2 separate regions of the Homo sapiens genome follow, and region 1 is linked to region 2. Evidence: read pairs that join two places in POLR2A ChIA-PET (ENCODE). Cell type or tissue: GM12878. All regions are shown on one strand. Each heading gives the region's core, and the rest is flanking DNA. Links, peaks and the distances in the headings are about the cores only. Region 1 has its middle 21 kb from the start of C1orf216. Region 2 overlaps KIAA0319L (KIAA0319 like).

Region 1 (12,259 bases), core at 3,429-5,928, 250 kb before region 2:
AGGTCTTGAACTCCTGGGCTCAAGCAGTCCATCTGCCTGGACCTCCAAAAATGCTGGAATTACAGCCATGCACCACCATACTCAGCTGATATGTCTATTTTATAAATTGGGAAATAGAGACTCAGAGAGGATAAATGAATTGCACAAACTCAACAGCTTGTGATGAAGCAGGGACCCTGTTTATTCAACTATTTGACCATCCAGGACTCTGTTAAGTCCGTAGTAACACAGAATGGCAGGGCTTAAAGGAAAGTCTGATTTGTGCGTGTGTGTGTATGTGTGCGTGTGTGTGTGTATGCACGCCTGCACTTGTACAGGAAGGGTTAGCCCAATGGGAGTGCCTTTGGCATTTGGATAATTCTTTGAGTGAGCTTGTCCTGGGCAATGGAAGGTCCCAGTTAGCATCCCTGTCCCCTAGACAGGAAGTACTAATAATAGCACTGCCTACCCAATTATTGAGAACACCAAAACATCTCTTTCACATGTTTAAAAGCCCCCTATAGGGGTAGTATCTCCCTACACTTCCCCACATGGCCACCCCCATCACTTAGAACCACAGGGCTAGAGTCCAGCTTTGGACACTGGTCCTTGTTCTATTGTCCCACCCCCTTCTGTCCTTCTTCCTGCCCAGGGCAGTTCCTCCTATCTCTCCGGCTCTCTTAGCAAGAAAGAGTGGAATTACAGAGGCTGGAGTCTCAACCTGCCTCTGAGGCCAAAGGGCTGTTCCTTTAGGGAGGCTGGTTCTCAGGATTGAGGGGTTTCCAGGGTGGGTTAGTTAGAGGTAAGGGAGGGAAAGGACCCCACCCCCGCCCCCTGCAGGCCTCACCTAATCGCCACACTCTGCATTATTACCCGCCTAATGCAGCGTGCTTTTAAATAAAATATGCAAAGATTTTCCTCTCAGATGATCTCCCCAGGCAAGCTAGCTCAACTCCAGCTTGTTAATGGGAAAAATGCAAATAGGGCCTCCCCCGTCTCCCCCAGCCCCTAGGCTCTGGACAGCTAATGCGCTTTGCTTTCCTTCTTTCTGGAATTTCTGTTTCCCTTGAAACCATTACTTCGGGGGGTGGGGGGGGGAGTCGGGGGAGGGGGTGGTGGCGAGGAGGTTTTTCCCAGGTGCCATCCAAAGGGAGAGTCTTAGAAGGGAGGAAACAGCCCAGGCAGGAAAAGTTTGGGAAAATAGCGCTGTTATGGAGCCTGCCCCTTTCTGAGCCTCCTTTCCCCCATCTGAGATCTCAATTAGTCCTTCCCGGGGCTGCTGTGAGGCTGAATAAAGGGAGAGGCATTAGCCGGCACATGCATTTGCAGGTTCGATTTTCCAGTTTAAATTTGCTATGCTTGAGGGATACAAAGATGGAGATAACAGACATGACTTCTGCCCTCATCAAGCTCACAGTCTAGCAGAAAAAAAGCCCCAGATCATTTGAAATTTAAAAAGCAATTATAGGGCACCTTAAGCAATCAGCTTCATCATGATGAAGCAATGGACATCTGCCTCCCGATGCAGCCTTTAGGACTCCCCTAGGTACCACTCCTGCCCATGATGTGGAACCTGAGGAATGCAGAACCAGGAGGAAACCATCAGGCAAGCCTAAATTCAGGGTTGGCCTACAAAACAGCTGGCAGGTGCTCTTCAGAAATATCAATGCCATGAAAGAGGAATGAACTGTTCCAGATTAAAGGGCACTAAAGAGACAGGAGGCTGGGTGTGGTAGCTCACGCCTGTAATCCCAGCACTTCGAGAGGCCGAGGCAGGAGGATCACTTGAAGCCAGGGGTTCAAAACCAGCCTGGGCAACATGGCAAGACCTTGTCTCTACAAAAATAAAAATAATTATCCAGGTCAGTTGCCTGCATCTGTAGTCCCAGCTACTTGGGAGGCTGAGGTGGAGGATCACTTAAGCCTAGCACTTTAGTCCAGGTGACAGAGTGAGATCCTGTCTCCAAAAGAGAGAGAGAGAGAGAGAGAGAGAGAGAGACAGGACAACTAAATGCAATGCATGATTCTGGATTGGATACTGGAGGATTGGAAAAAAATTTCTGTAAAGAGCTGGGCGCGGTGGCTCATACCTGTAATCCCAGCACTTTGGGAGACCAAGGCAGTATGATCGTTTGAGCCCAGGAGTTTGAGACCAGCCCTGGCAACATAGGAAGACTCTGTATCTACAAAACAAAAAAATAATAATTTTTAAAAAAAATTAGCTGGATGTGGTAGCATGTGCCTGTAGTCCCAGCTACCCGGAAGGCTGAGCTGGAAGGATCACTTGAGCCTGGGAGGTCGAGGCTACAGTGAGCTATGATCACACCACTGCACTCCAGCCTGGATGACAGAGTGAGACCCTGTCTCAAAAAAAGAAAAAATTTCTGCGAAAACTGTGGTTCCCAACCTTTTTGGCATCAGGGACTGTATTTGTAGAAGACAGTTTTTCAACGGACTGGGGGAGGAATTTTTGGTTTTGGAAGGAACTGTTCTACCTCAAGATCAGGCATTACTTTCTCATAAGGAGCACACAACCTAGATCCCTCACACGCGCAGCTCACAATAGAATTTGCACCTCTATGAGAATCTAATGCTGCTGCTGATCCAACAGGAGGTGGAGATGCTGTGCAGCTTGGTTCCTAAAAGGTCACTAACCTATACAGTCCGTGGCCCAGGTGTTGGGGACCCCTGTTGTAAAGGACATCATTGGGACATATGGCAAAGTTTGAATATGGATTTTATTGTAGATCTTTTATTGTATCAACCTTAAATTTCCTGAATGTGCTCACTATATTTTGGTTATATCAAAGAATTTCCTTGTTTTGGGGAAATATATGTGGAAATGTTTAAGGATAAAAGATCATAACATATGCGACTTAGTCTCAGATAGTTTGCAACTTTTCTGTAAGTTTTAAATTTTTCAAAATAAAAAGTTGAAAAAGAAAAAAACAAGCATAATTGGCCTTTTAAAAGCATGATAATGATATTGTAACTATGATTTTAAAAGTGCTTATCTTTTAGAGAAACTTGCTAAATAAAACATTTACAGATTAAATAAAACGATCTGTTTTATTGTTTAAAAATAAGACAGGAGGAGGGAAGTAGATGGGGGGTTAGGTGAAACCAGATTGGCTGTGGGTTGATAATTGTTGAAGTTGGGTGATTAGAATACTCTTCTTTTTTTTCTTATGTTTGAATTTTTCCATAATAAAAAAAAAATTTTTTTTTTTAAGAAAAGCAATTACAAAATGTAATTCATGTCAAGAGAAAGGTATGTGTTTAACCAGGGAACACGATCCAATTAAGGGCTTTGAAGAAGACTTTCTAGATAGAAGACAGGAGTGTACTTTTTGTTTTTTTTTTGTTTGTTTGTTCGTTTTTGTTTTTGTTTTTTTGAGACAGAGTCTCGCTTTGTCACCCAGGCTGGAGTGCAGTGGCACGATCTCGGCTTACTGCAAGCTCCGCCTCCCGGGTTCACGCCATTCTCCTGCCTCAGACTCTCCGAGTAGTTGGGACTGCAGGCGCCTGCCACCATGCCCGGCTAATTTTTTGTATTTTTAGTAGAGACGGGGTTTCACCGTGGTCTCAATCTCCTGACATCGTGATCTGCCCGCCTTGGCCTCCCAAAGTGCTGGGATTACAAGCGTGAGCCACCGCGCCCGGCGGAAGACAGGAGTGTTTAAACAGAGACTTAGAGTGAGCAGGGCCAAAGGACAATGAGCAGGGGCGAGGTAGGGAAAAGCTCTCCAGGCCAAGATACAACAGGTACAGGGATGAAACAGAGCGGTGGGGTTTGCAGGACCTGAAAGAACTGAGGCAGAGAGAAGTCAGGCCAGGAGTAGAGACACGGGGCAAGAGATGACCTTGCATGCCAGTTATGGGTTTGGGGATTTTATCCTGAGTGCGACAGAGAGCCTTGCAGGAAAGTGACAGGATCAGATTTGCATTTGAGAAAGAACTCTCTGGTGCTGTGCGGGGAAAGAGGACTGTGCAAGGCTGGGGACAGTTGGAAGCTCCAATCTTGTGGGTTGAAGCTGAATCACTTTCCCTGTACTCCCCAGCTTTTCTGACTTTATCACTTCCTGTATTAGTTTCTTTTGGCACTGCTGATAAAGACATATGGAGACTGGGTACTTTACAAAAGAAAGACATTTAATGGACTTACAGTTCCACATGGCTGGGGATGCCTCACAATCATGGCAGAAGGCAAGGAGGAGCAAGTCACATCTTACATGGATGGCATCAGGCAAAAAGAGAGCTTGTGCGGGGAGATTCCCCCTTATAAAACCATCAGATCTTGTAAGACTTATTCACTATCATGAGAACAGCACAGGAGAGACCTGCCCCCAGGATTCAGTTACCTCCCACTGGGTCCCTCTCACAACATGTGGGAATTCAAGATGAGAATTGGGTGGGGACACAGCCAAACCATATCACTTCCCTTATCCATTTTCAAATGAAGGATGAAGCTTAGGTGACAGATTTTGAACATGAGACCAATCCACCCACAGAGCTGGGATGGCTGGCTGTCTCATTTTTAATTCCCTCCACCACTAGCATGACAGGAAAGCAAGATGACTGATGGTTCAGCATTCAGACTCTGGATCCAGGCTACCTGGATTCAAATTCTGCCTCTGCATCATTACTAGCCAATGACCTTGGACAAAAGGGATGGTAATAATATTACCTACCTCACAGGGAAGTTGTGAGGATTAAATGCTTTGCTATGTATCAAGTGCTCAGAATAGGGCCATAATAAGGACTTAAATGAGTCTACTCTGGACTGAGCACCACCCTGGAAAGATGTAGGTGGATGGAAAGGGAAGAAAAGACAGATTCTTCAAAGATCTGAGCCTTATTGGACAAATGGAACACAGACATTAAAGAGCAATATCAAAGCACCATGTTACTGCATTATTCACAATATTAAATACAGCTGGACATAACCAAGCATCCATTCATAAGGGAATGGCTAAGGAAATTGTTATATCCAGTAATGTTCAGGAAAATGTTGGGGAATTGCTATTTTATTATATGAAGTGAAAAAGCCAGAAACAAAATTGCAAATGTCACATGAAAGGATAGGAAAAAAAAAAAAACATTAGAAGGAAATGCCCTGAAATGTTTATAGTAGTTAGCTCTAGATGGTGGTATTTGGGTGTGGCTTAAATTTTTTTTAAGTCTTTTGGATTTTTTTCCCCCAAATACAGAATAATATGCAATAATTACTTTTATATGGGAACATTTCAATCTTATTTTGTTAAAAAAAAACTGGTTTGGGTTAAAAATGAATAATAGTGGCACAGTGGCTCATGCCTGTAATCCTAACTTTGGGAGGCTGAGGTGAGAGGATTGCTCAAGCTCAGGAGTTTGAGTCTGCAGTGAGCTGTTACTGTGCCACTGCTCTCCAGCCTGGGTGAGAGAGCGAGACTCTGTCTCAAAAAAAAAAAAAAAAAAAAAAAAGAACAATGGTGAACATCATTAGCCATCAGGAAAATGCAAATCAAACCACAATGAAATACTCCTTCACACCCACAAGGATGTTAATAATCAAAAGAACAGATAATAACAAGTGTTGGTGAGGATGTGGAGAAATTGGAGCCCTCATAACTGGCCGGTGGGAATGTAAAATGGTGCAGCTGCTTTGGAAAATAACCTGGCAATCCCTGAAGTGTTTAAACATAGAGTTACCATGCAACCCAGCATTTCCATTGATAAGTACATATATACCCCAAAGAATCAAAAACATATACAGTAGTCACACAAAAATTTGTACACAATGTCATAGCAGAAATATTTATAGTAGCCTAAATGGAAATGACCCAAATGTCCATCAAATGATGAACAGATTTAAAAATGTGGCAAATCGTACAATAGAATATTATTTAGCAACAAAAAGAAGTGAAATACTAAGGCATGTTATTTATTATATCATAATTATATTGTATTATATATTATATGTTATGTTATAAAGCTACCAATTACAAGTTTGAGAAGTAGCGTTATGGAATTACTCTGATCATAAGAGGGGCTTGGGATAGCAACCTGATCGAAAAGACTGAATCTTTTTTTTTTTTTTTTTTTTTTTGAGATGGAGTCTCGTTCTGTTGCCCAGGCTGGAGTGCAGTGGTGCGATCTCGGCTCACTGCAAGCTCCACCTCCCGGGTTTATGCCATTCTCCTGCCTCAGCCTCCCGAGTAGCTGGGACTACAGGTGTCTGCCACTGCGCCTGGCTGATTTTTTTTATTTTTAGTAGAGACAGGGTTTTACCGTGTTAGCCAGGATGGTCTCGATCTCCTGACCTCATGATCCGCCTGCCTCAGCCTCCCAAAGTGCTGGGATTACAGTCGTGAGCCACTGCGCCCGGCGAAAAGACTGAATCTTGAAGCTGCACTTCCAGAGTGCTTTACATACTAAGAAGACATTGTTGTCAATATCAGAGAAAGAAAGACCAATGATAAAAATTACCATGTGGGGAGCGGGGCTGAAGATACCAGGGATGACTTTTCTTTTTTTCTAATATAACTCTTAGCATGCTGGTGTATCTTCTTTCACATTGTTTTCCCTAATAATACTTTTTACGTAGTTGCAATTATAGTGCATAAGCATGATGAATCCTAACTTTTTGACTTAACATTGCAATAATTTTCCATGCTGTTACATAGCATGGAAACCATTATTTTTAATAGTTTCATCATGTTCCATTGAACCACTCATTCTTAAATATCTAACTAATTCCCTATTATTAGATATTTAAGCTGTGTATAATGAATAATGTTAGAATGAACATCTTTGTTCATATTTTTTCTCATATTTCAAACTATTTATTTAGGGTAGGTTCTCAGAATTCCCAGATCAAAGTGTCTTCATGGCCCTTGAGAAATACTGTGAAATCATTTTCCCAAAGATATCCTTGCAAATGTAATAAATATAAAATTAATAAGTAGACATGATTGTATAAATATAACAATTAACAAAACATACCGTGTGGTGTTATATATATTACAATTAACAACATTTGTTATTAAAATTGTTATCCTTCCTTCTTTACTAATTCCTAGGCAGTTGAGTATCACACTCTTTTTTTTGTTTTTTTCTCTTACAGTATCCCAACAGACTTTTCATGTAGCACCTGCTCTGCCTGTGCCGTGCTAAGAGGCTCTTTCCACTGAATCTGTTGGATGGTCATTGAAGTACGATGCCATAACAAGGTGCTGAGGGCCGAGCCAGGTCAGTGGTGGGGAAAGAGGAGATGGGAATGATGAATTCAAGGGAGTTTAGACAAAGCCTAATATCCTCTATGGGATGAAGTCTTGGTTGGATATAGGGTAAAGGAGAAGGAGTTGTTGAGGATAATTGACTCAGCTACCAAGCCTAGCAGATTGGTCATACCATCAAATAACACAGAAAAGGAACAGATTCAGTTCAGTTTCGGGTATGTTGAATTTGAGATGCCCGAGGGCTTCCAAGTGGAGATGATCAGCAGGTGGCTGGTAGGAGATGATGTGATACTTCACCCACATCCCCCTTTCAGAGATAAGGCACTCATCGCCCTGTTTCTAGGAGTGTTGGTAGCTGAGGGCTCTCAGCTGAGTGCCCCTCTGCCTTTGCCCTCAACAGAAGAGAGCCACCTGGCCCAAGGTCACACTGCCTTCCCAGGCAGTCAACATCCAATGACTGACCAAAGTAGGGGTATAAAGGCTGGGTCCCTTTGCTTAAGGAGAAGCATGTCTGAAGGCCACTCAGTTTCCAAAACTCATTTCAGGTTGTTTGGGGCTTTTGTTCTGACCATTCAGTTACTTCATCTGCGCAATCCTCCTTTCTTCCCTCCCCACTGTGTTGATCCCAAGAGCATTCCTCAATACAATTCCTGCCCGCAGGTCTCCACCTAAGAGTGTTTTCAGAAAACCAACTTTAGACAGTTGGGAAATACATGCCTAGGCTAGGGAGGAAAGTCTTTTTGGAAGATAGAAATTTGGAGATTATTTGTCCTAGCAAGGTTGGTGGACATGGGGTGGTGGGCAAGATAATGGGAGATGAAGAGCCAGAGAGTGGAGGCTGCATCTTAGGAAAGGAAGGCTTTAATTTACGGGGTGGGGAAAAGAAGAACAGGCAGAGGAGGGAGCAGAAGCATGACAATTACAGTGAAGCACTGAGGCGGGCATTTTCAGGAGGGGCAGCCATTTAGGGCCTCTCGTAGGCTATCAGAGCCCAGGCCACCTTTGTGTATTTGAAGGTCCAGAGCACATTTAAAAAGTGTTGCCGGGGCTGGGTGTGGTGGCTCATGCCTGTAATCCCAGCACTTTGGGAGGCCGAGGTGGGCGGATCGCTTGAGGTCAGGAGTTCAAGACCAGCCTGGCCAATATGGTGAAACCCCATTTCTACTAAAAATTAGCTGGGAGTGGTGGCACACGCCTGTAATCCCAGCTACTCAGGAGGCTAAGGCAGGAGAATCACTTGAGCCCAGGAGGTGGAGGTTGCAGAGAGCCGAGATTGCGCCACTGCACTCCAGCCTGGGCAACAGAGCTAGACTCCATCTCAAAAAAAAAAAAAAAAAAGAGTGTTACCAGGTCCAGTGACACTTGCCTATAGTGCCTGCTACTTGAGAGGCTGAGGTGGGAGGATAACTTGAGCCTGGGAGGTCTAGGCTACCATGAGCCAAGATTATGCCACTGCACACCAGCCTTAGTGACAGAGTCTCAAAAAAAAAGTGTGTAATGCCAAAACAATGTTTTTTGTTTGTTTGTTTGTTTTTGTCATCCAGGCTGGAGTGCAGCGGTACAATTTTGGCTCACTGCAACCTCCACCTCCTGGGTTCCAGCAATTCTCCTGCCTCAGCCTCCCGAGTATTTAGGATGACAGGTGTGCGCCACTATGCCCAGCTAATTTTTGTATTTTTAGTAGAGATGGGGTTTCACCATGTTGACCAGGCTGGTCTCGAACTCCTGACCTCAGGTGATCCACCCACCTCTGCCTCCCAAAGTGCCAGGATTACAGGAGTGAGCCACCACACCCAGCCAACAATGTGTTTTAAGTATGGTATAATTTAAATGCTTACTTTGTGTCTTAGTCAGTTTGGGCTGCTGTAACAAATATGTACCACCCATAGACTGGGTGGCTTAAACAACAGACGTTTATTTCTCACAGTTCTGGAGGCAGGGAAGTCCAAGATCAAGGAATTAGCAGATTCAATGTCTGGGAAGAAACCACTTCCTGGTTTGTGTATGGCTGCCTTCTTGCTGTGTTCTCTTGTGGTAGGGAGCAGAGAATGATCATCTCTCATCTCTCTCATGTCTCTTTTTATAAGGGCACTAATCCCATTTGTGAGGGTCTATCCTTATGACCCAATTGCCCCCCAAAGTCCTCCCCTCCAAATACCATCACATTGGGGATTTAGGCTTCAACATATGAATTTTGCAGGGACACAAATATTTAGTTCATAGCACCTTAATAAATTACTCCTTTTAACAGTTTTTTAAAAGTCAGACGAATCGGCCAGGCATGGTGGCTCACACCTGTAATCCCAGCACTATTGGGAGGCTGAGGTGGGTGGATCACCTGAGGTCAGGATTTCAAGACCAGCCTGGCCAACATGGTGAAACCCCGTCTCCACTAAAAATACAAAAATTAGCCGGGCTTGGTGGCATGCACCTGTAATCTCAGCTACTCAGGAGGCTGAGGCAGAAGTATCGCTTGAACCTGGGAGGCAGAGGTTGCAGTGAGCCGAGATTGCACCACTGCACTCCAGCCTGGGCAACAAGAGCGAAATTCCATCTCAAAAAAAAAAAAAAAAAAAGTCGGATGAATCTATGTATAACTTAATTGGAAATAAAAGTATAAAATGTAGGCTCTTCATGAATATGATGCCTGTGCCAAAAGTCTCTCCTAGCCACTGGTTGTCCCATCTTTCCCTGCACGAGGCCCTGCAGTTAGCAGAGTGTGACCTAGTCAGAATTTGGGAAATGCCTTTAGGCAATGAGGAGGTGACCTTGATTTCAGCCATGTCCGAGGGGGCCTATGTTAGAGCCATACTGTTGAAGATAAGAATGTCAGCTGTAATCACGGCATCATTCAGCTTAAACCTCTCTCTCTCTCTCTCTTTTTTTAAAGACAGGGTTGCCCAGGCTGGAGTGCAGTGGCATGATCATGGCTCACTGCAGCCTTGATCTCCTGGGCTCAAGTGATCCTCCCACTTCAGCCTCCCAAGTACCTGGGACCACAGGCATGTGCCACCATGCCTGGCTAATTTTTTTATTTTTATTTACTTTTTTTGAGGCAGAGTCTTGCTCTGTCACCCAGGCTGGAGTACTGTGGCACAATCATGGCTCACTGCAACCTCTGCCTCCCGGGTTCAAGCAATTCTCCTTGCCTCAGCCTCCCAAGTAGCTGGGATTACAGGCGCCCACAGTCACGACCGGCTAATCTTTGTATTTTTTAGTAGAGACAGTGTTTCACCATGTTGGCCAGGCTGGTCTTGAACTCCCGACCTCAGGTGATCCGCCCGCCTCGGCCTCCCAAAGTGCTGGGATTACTGGCGTAAGCCACTGCGCCCAGTTGGCTAGTTTTTAAAAAAAAATTTTTTTTTTTTTTAAGATATGAGGTCTTGCCATGTTGCCCAGGCTGGTCTCAAACTCCTGGGCTCAAGTGATCCTCCCGCCTTGGGCTCCCAAAATGCTGGGATTACAGGTGTGAGCCATCAGGCCTGGCCTTAATCCTCTCTCAAGTTGGCTTTAGGCTCCCGGGGCAGTCAGAGGCTGATGGCAACCATCTGTGGGCTGAGAAGAGGAGCCCATAAAGGAAAGATGGAATATGTTGGACAGAGATGGCCCGCTGCTGCCATCAGGATGACCCAGCTCAAGCAGCCAGGCAGGAAAAAAAGCAACAAATTCCTCCTTCCTCTGCCTTTTGTTTTATTCAGGCCCTCAAGTGAGTGGATGATGTCCAATCACACTGGGGAGGGCAATCTACTTTAGGGAGTCCACTGATTCAAATGCTAATCTCATCTGGAAACACTCTCACAGATACAGAAAACAATGTTTAATCTGAGCAACCACATGTCCACTCAAGTTGACACGTTAACCATTACAGCAAGGCAAGGCTCAGTAGACTGATAGAGATGGGAGCCCAATTAGAGAGACGGATGGAGTGAGCAGAACTTAAGGAAATGAAGACTGTGAATGTTGACCACATTCAGAAGTGATTGCCCTACTTTACTAAGGCAATCTAGGATGGCTATTGTCAAAAACAAATAAACAAAAATCCAGAAAATACCAAGTGTTGACAAGAATGTGCAGCATTGAAACCCCTGTGCATTGCTGGTGGGAATATAAATAGTACAGCAGCTGTGGAAAATGACATGGCAATTCCTCAAAAAATTAAACATGGAATTACCATATGATCCAGCAATTTCACCTCTGGGTCGGGGTCGGGATTATTGTTATTTGATTGTAGTTACATTAGGGAGCCTCCAGTTTATGTGTGGACAGTTGTGTATTTCCTGGATACCAACGCCAGCTCCTCCTCAAGCAGAGGAGTGGAGGAAGCGGCTTTCTCCCTAGTGCCAGGAGTTGGCTGTATGCCCCTGGTTCTTAGAACAGTGTTGAGACAACTTTGACTAGATGTAGCCACTCTTCTGGAACAGATGTGAGTTTTGTTGGGGCTATGAGGGCTGGAATTGCACCTAAGATGCTGACCTCAGAGGCAACTCAGCCTCTCCCTGGCCCAGAGGTTCAGCTGAGCATTCCCACTGTCCCAATTTGGAGTAGGAGAAGGAGAACCCGGTGTGGCAGTATTTATTTATTTATTTATTTATTTATTTATTTATTTATTTATTTAAAGATGGCGGGGGGGGGGGTCTCCCTATGTTGCTCAGGCAGGTCTCAAACTCCTGGGCTCAAGCAATCCTCCCGCCTCAGCCTCCAAAGTTGCAGGGATTACAGGCACAAGCCCCAGTGTAGGAGTTAACAGCTCTGGGCTTCGTGAGTGTCTGTGAGTGAAGAGGGTTCCTGTAGCCCTGTGTGTGTTGGGGTGGGGAGGGTTCCTGTAGCCCTGTGTGTGTTGGGGTGGGGAAGGTTCTTGAGAAGTCTTCTGGGCTGCAGCTAGGCCTCCTTTGAGGGGCCAACCTGGGGCTCCAGAGGCTTAGGGTTCCGGCCGAGTACCTGCTCAAGTGTGGGGCACCCTGCAGCCTCCCAGCCTTGTTCTTGCTTCTTCGACCCTCCCCCACCCTCACCCTAGCTAGCCCAAGCCCACGGGACTGGCTGGGTGTCCCCCAGGCAACTGC
Region 2 (12,259 bases), core at 3,913-6,412:
GGAACCAGAGCACTGATGATCATGGCATCACCAGCTATGAGTGGTCACTCAGCCCAAGCAGCAAAGGGAAAGTGGTGGAGATGCAGGTAGGAGGGAATGGTTCCTATTTTTTCTTGCCCAAGAGAAGTAGAGCTGCTGGACTGCATTTTTAGAAACCTCCAAACAAACTGAGAAAGCTTTAGGGGCCTTTGATTAACGTGGTAGCAAAAATCTTTATCTTGGCCGGGTATGGTGGCTCACGCCTGTAATCCCAGCACTTTGGGAAGCTGAGGCGGGCGGATCATGAGGTCAGGAGTTCGAGACCAGCCTGGCCAACATTGTGAAACCCCGTCTCTACTAAAGATAAAAAAATTAGCCGGGCGTAGTGGCGTGCGCCTGTAATCCCAGCTACTTGGGAGGCTGAGGCAGGAGAATCCCTTGAACCTAGGAGGCGGAGGTTGCAGTGAGCCGAGATCACGCCATTGCACTCCAGCCTGGGTGACAGAGCAAGACTCCATCTCAAAAAAAAAAAAAAAAAAAAAAAAATTATCTTAAATGTTTAGTATTAGAGGAAAAGGCTGAGAAATGTTAGTTGTTCTGGATGACTCCAGAGAGTCAAACTATTTAGAAGCTACAAGGGTGCAAATCTTAGTGAGCTCTATAACAAGTTAGAGTAGATTGGCTAGATGGTGAGTATCTTCTCTCTAGAGATGCTTAAGAAGAGAGACTAGATCTGTCACCAGGCAGGTAACATAAAGAAAGAAAACTGGATGGTGGCTGTGCTGAACTTAAGCCCTGACTAAAGGAGTCATCTACTCTTCAGGTCCAGCTGGTTGTTGCCACATGGAAGGATGGTCCTAACATTGCTTGATAACCCAGCTTTTCAAGAGAAGAAAGAAATTGAGACCTTTATGTGAAAATTTCCAATATGAGAGACACCACAGGCCAAAAAAAATATTTGCAAGCTGGATTCAGCCCATGGGCTACTAGTTTTTGCCTACTGCTCTACAGGAAGTTCCTGCATTGGAAGTTTGCCCAAAATTATTTATAATGTCCCTCAAGATTCTATATTTCTCAGTTTTAAGGCCTCCCTTAAAGCCTCCATTTTACCTGACTTTTGTTTAAATGTTATGTTAGGTTGTTGCAGAACCTGTACAGACCTGAAGGAGACAGTATGGTGTTATACAGCATCTTGAGCTGCTGCCATGTTTCACTGAGACAGCTTTGTTAGGAGCACTGTGTAGCTTCAGTAGGAAGAGGATCTTTTTAAACAGTGTTTTTAAAACTGGGTCATTTATTGTTTGTTCACGGTATTCTTTCTGGTTTGAGTCATAGAGACTGGCCTTGGTAATCTCTGCACATTTCCCAATACTGCCCTCTCTTATGAGAGTTCTGGCTTTATTTGAAACTGCTGCTGTGTCAGAGAGGGTTGTTTCCTTGAAGGGGGAAACCCTTAGCAAGGTGCCTCATGATATCTGACTCCATATTCACTCACATGCTGAACTGGTACGTAATAGCCCAGTACCATCTTAGGTCTTTGGTTTAGAAAACTAAATCGTTTTTACCAGAGTCGGAATTATTGTGTGATGTGATTCCTGGAGTCCACTTTTCCACTTCTGTATTTGTATTTGTAGGGTGTTAGAACACCAACCTTACAGCTCTCTGCGATGCAAGAAGGAGACTACACTTACCAGCTCACAGTGACTGACACAATAGGACAGCAGGCCACTGCTCAAGTGACTGTTATTGTGCAACCTGGTAAGCTCCAGCCTTGTGGTTCAGGCTCTTCTATTGGTGGGTCCATTTAACCTTGGGGGAAAAGAGTGTTGGGTTCTGAGCTGTATGAGGGTAGAAGCAGAAGGCACCGATCCATAGAGCCTCTGGTGACTTCTATTGTTCCTTCCCCTTGTGCTTTCTTCATAGCTAGAGATGAAGGATACTTCCCAGCCTCAGCTTGTGCCCTTCCCTTGGCTTGTTGTTGGTACCTTCAAAGAGACCTAGGAAATAGAGTTTATGCCATCCCAAATCCTAAAAAGTAATTGCGGTTTTTGCCATTCCTTTCAATAGCAATTACTTTTGCACCAACCCAATACCACGTCCTTGAAGGGCCTGCTTAAAACTGACTTCCTCAGGACAGCCCTGTCTTGTCACTCAAATCCTTTCATTTGAACTCCCTTAGCATTAGAGTTCAAGTTTAGTATGGCATTATAACTTCATTATGTTCTATGTTTCTGTCAGAATTGCTTGATATGTTTCAGCCTTATATTCTTTATTGTGTGCTCCCTGACGGTAACCACATCTCCCACAGTATCTGACAGTTCTGTGGCCTGAGAGGCAGAGTCCATGGCTTCCAGAACATGTGTCCCAATTGGTTCCTCTCCTTTCCCACCTGGACTGGCTGCTTTTGACCTCTAACTCTTTGTCTTCCAGAAAACAATAAGCCTCCTCAGGCAGATGCAGGCCCAGATAAAGAGCTGACCCTTCCTGTGGATAGCACAACCCTGGATGGCAGCAAGAGCTCAGATGATCAGAAAATTATCTCATATCTCTGGGAAAAAACACAGTGAGTATTGACACAAAATCCTTATTTTTGCAAAGCCTCCAGACCTTGGAAGAGCAAGGTTTTATTTGCTATTATGAGTTGAGTTGCTCTTATTGGCTTATCCAGTGGGGTGACTGAGGAAGAAATGTTTGCAATTCCAAACTTCAACTCCAAGAAAATGATATTATAATCATAATTTTTGTAAGAAAAAAAGAATGCTTGCCATCAACTAGTCCCCAGGTAGTACTGTGTGATCCTGGTGCTTTTTCAGGTACAATCCATCTGCTGAAATGCAGAGTTTAATTACACTTGAGAGGCAGGATGGAAGGGGTAATGGAGCAGAAAAATACTGTTGCTCAGAATTAACTGGGTAAGGCTGGCACGGGGGATGGGGCAGAGCAGCTATTAAGAGAAATTGAAAATACATCCATAAAATGAAAGCATTACTCTGTTATTGTTTTCTTGAAGACACCATTTACCAATTAAGTTAGCCAGAGGCCAAAGGCGGTAATCAAAATAATTCTAATTACATAGAAATTACCTAACTGAACCATTCTTAGTTCCTGTAGTTTCTTTTAGCTCCTTTAAAGCATAACTAATGCAACTGAAATTATATGCAGGATCCCACAAGTAGCAAAAGAATTCTAAGAAGAGTTAAAAGTATTCTCTGTTTCCAAAGGTAGCAACCATAGGACAGCCTGGGTTTTTTTTTGTATTGTGTTTGTTTGTTTGTTTGTTTGTTTGTTTGTTTGACAAAGGCATTGGAGATGGGTGGAAAAGAACTTTAATTTGACTATACAAATGACTTGCTTTTGAGATTGCTGAGTTGGAATCTAGAAATTATTTCCCTCAGCTCTTGTTTTTATCTTTTGTAGAACATAATCTTACCCAGCCCAGGGTGTTTTTAATTATAATTGTTTATTGAAGATATGGCTGATAGACCTTTTAGCTGAGTTTTATTAGTGTTTACAGCAGAGATAATGCTTAGCATAGCTTCTTGAAGGAGACTGTGCTTCAGGAGGAGCTACCAGGATCAGAGGCTGTAACTTTAAAAGGCAAAACAAAGTAAATCCTGGATGTCTGCAGATTTCTCTGGCTTTCCTGTAGTTAAAAGCTCTGGGGCATTTTGATCCTTGAGCAGAGGGCTCTCTGGCTGTGTGCAGCCTGAATGTTGGCACAGAGCTCCCTTGGCTGCTGCAGGCAAGTCTCTGAGGCCACAAGGGGGAAGAAGGGTTGTAGGGTGTCCTAGGTGCTTGATGGCCCCTGTCCAGGAGCTGGAGGGAACTTTGCTTATAGAGTTGCTACAAACAAGATGATTTTGTCCTGAGAGTTCCTCTGCAGTCTTGCCCCATTTCCTTTTCTTTCATCAGGAAGGATTTGGGCACGTGATTAAGAAATGCATTTTGCTTCCTTGCTGGCAAGAGCCAAACCAACTACTGGGCCAGAAATGCTTTTTAGAAACATCACTCTTAAATCATTCTTTTGATCAGAGACTTGCTCAGAGAACTTTCTTCCTTTTACAAACTAGAATGGTAAAGCGTTCAAGTGTTCTAGAAGCTCATATAAAGGATAAGGCTAGAGGTGTTTGAAAGCTATTTGAATTTTCTGACCAGCAGGCAGCCTGTATTTTGAGGCCAAATGACACTTTGTCCAATTGAAATATTTTTAAACATGTCTTGTCAAGGTCTGGGTAACAGTAGTTCGTGTCTTTGCTGAGGGAGTCATTGTCTCCTCCTGCTAAGTTAGGGACAGGACAGCAGCAGACAGGTACAACTCTACCCTCTAGTTTCTTTTTTTGCAGGGGACCTGATGGGGTGCAGCTCGAGAATGCTAACAGCAGTGTTGCTACTGTGACTGGGCTGCAAGTGGGGACCTATGTGTTCACCTTGACTGTCAAAGATGAGAGGAACCTGCAAAGCCAGAGCTCTGTGAATGTCATTGTCAAAGAAGGTACCTCTCTGCCTCCAGTTTGTGTAGCAGCCTCTTAGGGTCAGATAGCTGAAGAATTTATCCTGTCATGTTTGCCTGCAGAAATTGATTAGAGATAGCAAGAGGTGGGTAAGAGGGTTGGGGTGAGGGCAATTGTTATTTTCTTTTCTAAAACAGCCTTTAATTGGACTGTAAGGTGAATTTTAACTTCCCTCCCTCCTCCTGCTTACATCTTCCCTTCCCTCTCATCCCCTTACTTTCTTTTCAGTCCTCCCTCCTTCCCTCCTTACTTTATTTCTCAGTTGAATAGGGAAAGAATTAAGGGTTCTATTCTTTGCATTTTTATTTTGCCCCTCTGCATTGCTGAGACCTGGGCCGTGACTCCTGTTAGCTACAGTGACACCTGCTGTCAGGCTTGAGAATGACGGCCGCACTACAGCTGACTATGCTTGCCCTGAGCCTTTGAGCTGAGGCCAGCCAGAGGCCTTGCTCTAGTTTACAGGCACAGTGACCAGTGAGAGCTGTGGGAGAGGGCCTTAAGTTGAGGGCCTTAAGTTGATAGCAGGAAAAACCATCAGATATGCAGACCTCCAGACATAAGATACCAAGCTGAGTAAATACTGCACAGACATCTGAATATACAGAGCTTCACGTGGGGCTCCGAATAAGAGAGGTAGCTCTTTGTTTTCTCTTGTGAAGTTCCAAGGAAGGGGTCCAAAAAGATATTCAGAGAATAACATTTTAAGATATTTTGAAGGAGAATTTGCAAGATCAGCTAGGTGAAACCTAAACTCCAAGGTTTTAAGCCAGTTTGGGCCGTTATTTCTGATCATCACATACCTCCAAAGCAGAGAAATGGATTCCATTTGGGAAGGCTGCTGGGAGAATATGAGAGGAAAGCACACTCGTCCCCTCTGTTGTACAGTGTTAGGAGAACATTTCTCTGGGTAGGACTGGAACCTCAGGACTGCAGCGCTGGTAGCTTTCATCTACACTGTTGGTTGGTGGCAGGGACAGGCACTTAAAAAGGTTCTCCAGTTAAGGTACTCTTGATGTTTTAATTTCCCCATAAGCATCATGAAGAAACATTTCTTCTTTTCCAGAATGTCACATTATGTCAATGATTTCTTTTTGATTAGAAATAAACAAACCACCTATAGCCAAGATAACTGGGAATGTGGTGATTACCCTACCCACGAGCACAGCAGAGCTGGATGGCTCTAAGTCCTCAGATGACAAGGGAATAGTCAGCTACCTCTGGACTCGAGATGAGGGGAGCCCAGCAGCAGGGGTAAGTGTGCTAGGAGCTGGAGAGCTACACAGGAGTGGGGAGGAGGAGGAGCCACGCGTTCCAGTATATGCTTTAATCAAGTGGTCCCTTATATCAAACCCAGATTGTTCTCTGAAATCCAGGGAGGTGAAGTGACTTGCTTAGGGTCATTCTGTAAGCTAGTATAGCACAGAATGGGTTTCCCTTCCCTGATCCTAGCAGTTGTAGGCTGCAATGCTGTTCCGTATCAGGAACTGCCCAAGGTTGAAACAGTTCAGCCCTGAAGGGCCTAGTTATGGTGAAAGCAGCAACTGACTCCAGGAAAGGAATGGCATTTTGTTCTGTAACATAGCCATGTTGTTCAACCCTACAGGAGGTGTTAAATCACTCTGACCATCACCCTATCCTTTTTCTTTCAAACCTGGTTGAGGGAACCTACACTTTTCACCTGAAAGTGACCGATGCAAAGGGTGAGAGTGACACAGACCGGACCACTGTGGAGGTGAAACCTGGTGAGTTCATTTAGTGATGAGGCTGAGTAGAATTGCTGAATCAGCCAATCAAGGCCTCTATCCTGAGATCCCCTTCCCCGAGCATGGACAGAGCCAGATGGCATGTCCAGCTTTAAAAATAATCGAGAAACCCCAAGCTGAAAAATCCATAGAGACCGTCTGTTCCAATAATACCTCCTACCCATGCAGAAATACAGACCTCCCCCTATTCATCTCAGATGGAGAAACAAACTCAGAGAGGGCAGGACTTGCTCAGTGTCACACAGCAGTTGTGTCAGAGCCAGGCCTTTGTGCTCGTAGTCCAGCACTTTCTCCTCTCCTCGTGACTGATGAGAGAGGGCTCAGAGTGCTTGGGAATCTGAGCATGGGAATAGCTTGAGTCATGATGTCTCATCAGCATCCAGATGCAGAAAACAATTTATTTTTATAAGTTGAGCCTCAGGCCTTGTCTGATAATCCAGGGAAGGTAAAGTAATAGTGCTCTTTACATTTTTCAGCTTTGCAGAAATAAAAATTTTCTTCTTAAATAGAACCATGTTTTTATTTTGCTTTGAGATTAATATGGTGATAGGGAGGCACTGAGTATGGAGGTGGGATAGAGCTGTATAAATTCCTGAGCTTCTGATGAAATGGTATTAACTTTAAACCTACTCTTTATTATCTAGGCCAACCTCATATATGGATGTTTTGGACAGGAAGGGATCTTGGGAGGTCTTCCAGTCCTTGTCCTGCCTCTAGGAAGGACAGTAGCTGAGACACTATAAAATCTCTTTGGTGTTTAAAGTCAGATCACAGATAGTCTACTAATTATGCAAATTATACATCAGAACAGGCAAGTGGTGCATTCAAGTATGTAAATAAGGCATTCCAAACAATCAGTTTGAAATTCCAAATGTAGAACATCTTTAGGACATATTCAAAAGTAAAACATGATAGCCTCACCGTTTTAGAGTTATACAAAGATAGTGCAGCTGTGATGTGGCTCTAAGGAAATCCTTGTGTCTTGGCTGACTGGATTTTCTTTTGTTAACTGTATTTAAACCTGGAGGGACGGATGCATTCCCATTATTGAGGAGGTTGTTGAGATGGACACTTTTCCTCCCATTGTTGTGCACAAAATACAGCGAGGCACTGAAAATCAGATGTGAGTCAGGAGAGATTGCTTAATAACCCCCACTTGGCCTGGATTGCTCAGCACTGCCAGTTGCACAGAGGCTTTTAAAACAAATGTTTAAGTGTTTCTCTCTTCCCCACTCCCGTCATTACTCCCCACCCCTCATTGCATCACTGCTTCAGCCTTATCCCCAGCACATGTGTGGGAATTCTCAGGTTGGTATAGAGAGCAGGAGTGCTTTAGAAGCTTTCTAAGCCAGCCCCAGATTGCCCGATCAGGAATTCACTATTGTCCCTTTCCATTTGAAGGATATCTGAATGTTCTCACTCCTTTCTCTCCTGTGCCAAAGCAAATGCACAGTGGCAGGTCTGTGTTTACTCTCCTACTTCTAAAGCCATGACTGATCCACATGCTTTCCAGATCCCAGGAAAAACAACCTGGTGGAGATCATCTTGGATATCAACGTCAGTCAGCTAACTGAGAGGCTGAAGGGGATGTTCATCCGCCAGATTGGGGTCCTCCTGGGGGTGCTGGATTCCGACATCATTGTGCAAAAGATTCAGCCGTACACGGAGCAGAGGTAGCTGGGCAATGAATGGGGGGAGCAAAGGAAAGACCAGGGGCCCCCGGGCTTCTTGAATGAGCTGAGAAATAGTGTGGTTAGATAGAGAAAGGTGGGCTTTCTGACCAGAAACACTCATGTTGCCTTTTCTTCAATAGACTTCTGTCTTCTAGTGCAGGTGACATGCGCTGTACTAGACACTTCAGCAGGGCTCCAGGGTGTAGGAGGTCAACTATTTTGACAACCACAGTCTAGTAGAGGAGATAAGTAAATATGGAACATTAGTACGGTGTGGGTTTGGTACAACAAGCGGCATTGTGGAACACTGTGGCAAGGACAATGAATTCTTCTAGGAGAGTTGGGGTAGGAGTAATCCAAAGATTTTTCTAGAATAAAGAAAACTTCAACCTGGGCAACATAACAAGACCCCACCTCTACAGAAGATTTAAAAATTAGCCAGGTGCAGTGTGGTTCGCCTGTAGTCCAAGCTATTTGGGAAGCTGAGGCAGGAGAATTACTTGAGCCCAGGGGTTTGAGGCTGCAGTGAGCTCTGATCACACCACTGCACTCCAGCCTGGAAGACAGAGTGAGACTGTCTCAAGAAAAAAAAAAAAAAGAAAAAAAAAGGGGAAAAGGAAACTTATATTGACCAGGCATGGGAGGATGGGGAGGAAATTCAGAACAGGGCAACAGCATTGAGCAATGGCCCTGTGGTATGAAAGTACACAGTTTCTTCCAGAAGAAGTCACTTGGTTCAAGCTTAGTGGCCCCAGGATGTGGTAGAAGACAAGACTGGCAGTGGAGATTGAGAACAGTTATATGCAAGCTGAGGATCTTAGTTTTAATAGTTTGGGTAGGCAGATCCAAGTTGGTTTGTTTTATGTGTGTGAAGTTTTTGTTTTGTTTTTAAAAGCAAGGAATTTCCATAATTTGATTTTTTTTTTTTTTTTTTTAAAGAAAGATCAGTAGTGTGGAAGCTAGTCTAAAATAGGGAGAGACCAAAGGCTGGGAGACCATTCAGGAAGCTTCTGGACTAGTCCAGTGAAAAGGTAATAAAACCTGAATTAAGATAGTGGAAGAAGAGGAGAAGAAATTAAAAGAAATTCAGTGGTAATTCAGTAGTACCTGGCCCTTTACGAATGAAGGTGAGTGAGATAGCAAATGTGAGGCTTTTGGTTTGGATGTCTGGATAGATGGTTCAGGTCATTAACTGAGATTGGGAAGGCAGGCGAAACCAGTATGGATGATTGAATTTGGGGTGTCTTACTGGCTGCGTCAGGAGATGTTCCGTCAGATAGCCACAAGTAAAGGCTGGAACTTGTGGAAGGAAGAGCCCGAGATAGGAGTTACTGCATACAGGCAGGAGCCAAAGCCATGAGAACGGGTGAGTCTCACTAGGAGAGAGCTAAGATGGATAAGGACACAACTCTGAAGGGCATCATTATTTAAGGAGGAGGCAGAGAAAGAAGAGGTAGCAAAAGAAACTAAGAAACAGCAATCAGGTGGGAGGAAAACCAAATGAGAGTAGTCTGCTGGAAGTTAAGGGGTGATCTGGCAAAAGGGGTGCTTCCAAAGGATTCAGATGCTACAGGGATGGAGGTGTGGTGAGAACACAAAGTAGGCCTATGGGTTTGTGATTAGTAGATCAGTGCAACTATAGTGAGAGCATTTTACTTAGATGTTGGAGGCAGAGGACAGATTTCATGGTTTGAGGATACAGAGATGGTCAGTATAACACCTTTTTGAGGAAGTTGGTGCTGAAAATAATATGGGAGGTAGGATTGAAAGAATATCTTTAAAAATTTTTTTTCATTGTGGTCCTTGTGGAACATGAACATCTTTTTAAAATAGGAAGTTTGTGAGCATTTGTATAGACTGAGAGGAAAAGGAGATGGTGGAGATAGGGGATGGGTAATAAATGGAGGCAGATCTGGGGGACCAGCCAAGTTGGAAACATGAGGTGAGAGCAGTGGTTCCCAACTCCAGCCACACAATAGAATCTTGCGGAGGTTGTCTGAACATAACACTGCCCAAGCCTTAGCCCCAGAGATTATAGTTCAGTTGGTCTGGAGTGGGGTCTGGGTACCTAGAATGGAAAAGCTCCCCAGGTGAATTTAATCTACAGTCAGGGCTCACTAGGTCAGAGATAGCACGATTAGGGATAAGTATACTCAGCAGCCTGGGAGTAGGAACAGGGCAAATGGCTGCTTGATTGATCCAAGCTGGCGGGAATTGGCTGGCAAGCAGTGGAAAGATGTTAGCAAGAGTGCTGGTAAGAGCACTGTTGACAGGTTGCTCAGATTCACCAGCACTGCATAGGGGGCATGAGCAAGAGAGAAGCTTCTGGGTTTCCCTGAGCTTCTGGCTTGTACTGGATTGACTTAGTTAAGGAATTCAGGAAGAACATGTGATTGGAAGAAAATAGTATTTTACAGTAGGAAAGAACATGGCCCTTATATTAGACCCAGCTTCTGAGCCCTGCCCTACTAGTGTTAGCTCTGTGGGAAAGTTACTTCACCTCTCTGAACCTGTTTTACTATCTGTGAAAATACTAGTACCTATTTATAGGATTGTTATGAGGATTAAATAAGTTAATGTTTGTATAGTCCCTCACACATAGTGTGCAATTAATGGTTATGAGTTGATTTTGAGACTTGTTGGATTTGAGGTATCTGTTGAAGCTCTGGGGTAGATATTCACACAAGTATTTGCAGATATAGACTGGTCACTCAGGAGAGATGTGGGGAAAGGAGATAAAGATCTGAGGGTTATTGATATATAGACCGAAATTGAAACTGTAAGCATGAATTAGGTAACTGGGAGAAGATAATGGGCAACGGACCACACATCCTTTATGGCAAAAGTTTTTTTTTGTTTGTTTGTTTCTGGAATTGATAATGCCCCATTGTTAATCCCACTGTGCAGCAAGCTTTTAGAAAGTCTGTGGCAGTACTTCTCAGATTTTATGTCATGCATGCCTGGAAAATGATACCATTTATAGGGCACCTTGGGATAAACAGAGAAGGCTGCTTGTATTGGAAGCAACTGGTCCAGGGCCTCTAGGATGCCCAGGTCCCACCCAGCCACACTGCATGATGAGGGGATCAATATCTTGGTCACACCTGTAAACCAGTGTGACTCACTGATTTAGAAGGTTCTAATTGTAAAACTCACATGGAGCTCAAGGGGCAGGCTACTAAAAATTAAGGCTAAGGCATAGAACAGACTTGGTACTACCCAGATGTGAGTTCACATGTGGCCTATCTTGGACAGGAATTGACAATCAGCAAACAGATTCTGGGCATGGAGTAATATAAGTTCATAGCAGCCATACTACAGTGTAAGATCTTTTTGTTGTCATCATAATTGTTTTGGCTATGTTGTGATGCTGTCCAACAATTTACATTAACAAAGCATTGTGGTTTGTCTTTCAAGTAAACTAGTCACAAACCCAGCAGTCTTAGCTGGAAAAAGGTGGACAGCAGGAATGTAGCCATACCAAATCCCCATTTGTCTCATCCTCCAGTTAGATGGAGAGTATGGGTCTTCTTGCTGGAGGAATGGGTTCTTTTGTTAGCTGGGGCAGCTTAGGGCATTTTAAAAAGAACAGACTTTGTAGTCAGACATAACAGGGTTGGGATCTGGCTCTGCCATAATCAACTGTGTGACCTTGGGCAAGTTACTTAACCCCTCTTACAAAGCCCCAGTGTTGTTCTCTGTAAAATGGAGATGACCCTGATAACACCTTTCTCACTGGCTTGTAGTAACAGAATGCATGTAACACTTAGCACAGTGTCTGTCACAAACAGAAGGTACTTAGTAAATGTTAGCTGTTGCTGCAGGTATGGACCGCTTCAGCTCATTAGTACTGTTGCATGTCTCTGCAGCACCAAAATGGTATTTTTTGTTCAAAACGAGCCTCCCCACCAGATCTTCAAAGGCCATGAGGTGGCAGCGATGCTCAAGAGTGAGCTGCGGAAGCAAAAGGCAGACTTTTTGATATTCAGAGCCTTGGAAGTCAACACTGTCAGTGAGTAATTCTGGGAATTTGGGAGCAAGAGCCTACCTAGTGCCTGCAGCTCACCCATTGGTCCTTTCTGTCCTTGGCCTTCATCTTCTTTTCTCTGGGAAGATGGAGATAATCATTCTCTTGCACTACTATTACCATGAAAGAGTCCTGATTCATCACTGGGGATTCTTAACTTGGGGCCCATGGGCCCCTGAGATCGTGTTCAGAAGGCTGTGAGCTTGAGTGGGGAAAAATTTACATCTTTGTTTTCACTAACCTCTGACTGAAACTCACTGTTTACTTCAATGATCAATGTAGGCAACAAACTACAGTAGTATCAAC

The links. ChIA-PET counts read pairs that join two places held together with the same protein. Peaks named below come from ENCODE experiments on the same cell type or tissue, not always from the same donor. Only the 100,000 strongest peaks of a DNase experiment are listed, where the experiment ranks them.
Region 1: POLR2A ChIA-PET joins it to region 2 with 5 read pairs; 2 of 35 experiments call an interaction of 5 or more read pairs at or near these places.

What each region holds. Positions count from the first base shown.
Region 1 is chr1:35,691,284-35,703,542 of GRCh38, reverse strand. No RefSeq gene overlaps it. Among named protein-coding and RNA genes, the nearest start is that of C1orf216, 21 kb to the left of the region's middle. RefSeq lists an enhancer at 11,830-12,259. In GM12878, for the core only: no CTCF peak of the experiment used is centred there; no DNase peak of the experiment used is centred there; H3K27me3 peaks cover 184 bases.
Region 2 is chr1:35,443,840-35,456,098 of GRCh38, reverse strand. KIAA0319L (KIAA0319 like) reads left to right here. Exons shown (of 21, transcript NM_024874.5): 10 at 1-86; 11 at 1,614-1,737; 12 at 2,410-2,542; 13 at 4,323-4,471; 14 at 5,590-5,741; 15 at 6,094-6,232; 16 at 7,767-7,926; 17 at 11,796-11,938. Among named protein-coding and RNA genes, the nearest start is that of ZMYM4-AS1, 84 kb to the right of the region's middle. RefSeq lists a silencer at 4,820-4,999. In GM12878, for the core only: a CTCF peak has its summit at 4,861 (motif pointing left); no DNase peak of the experiment used is centred there; H3K27ac peaks cover 262 bases.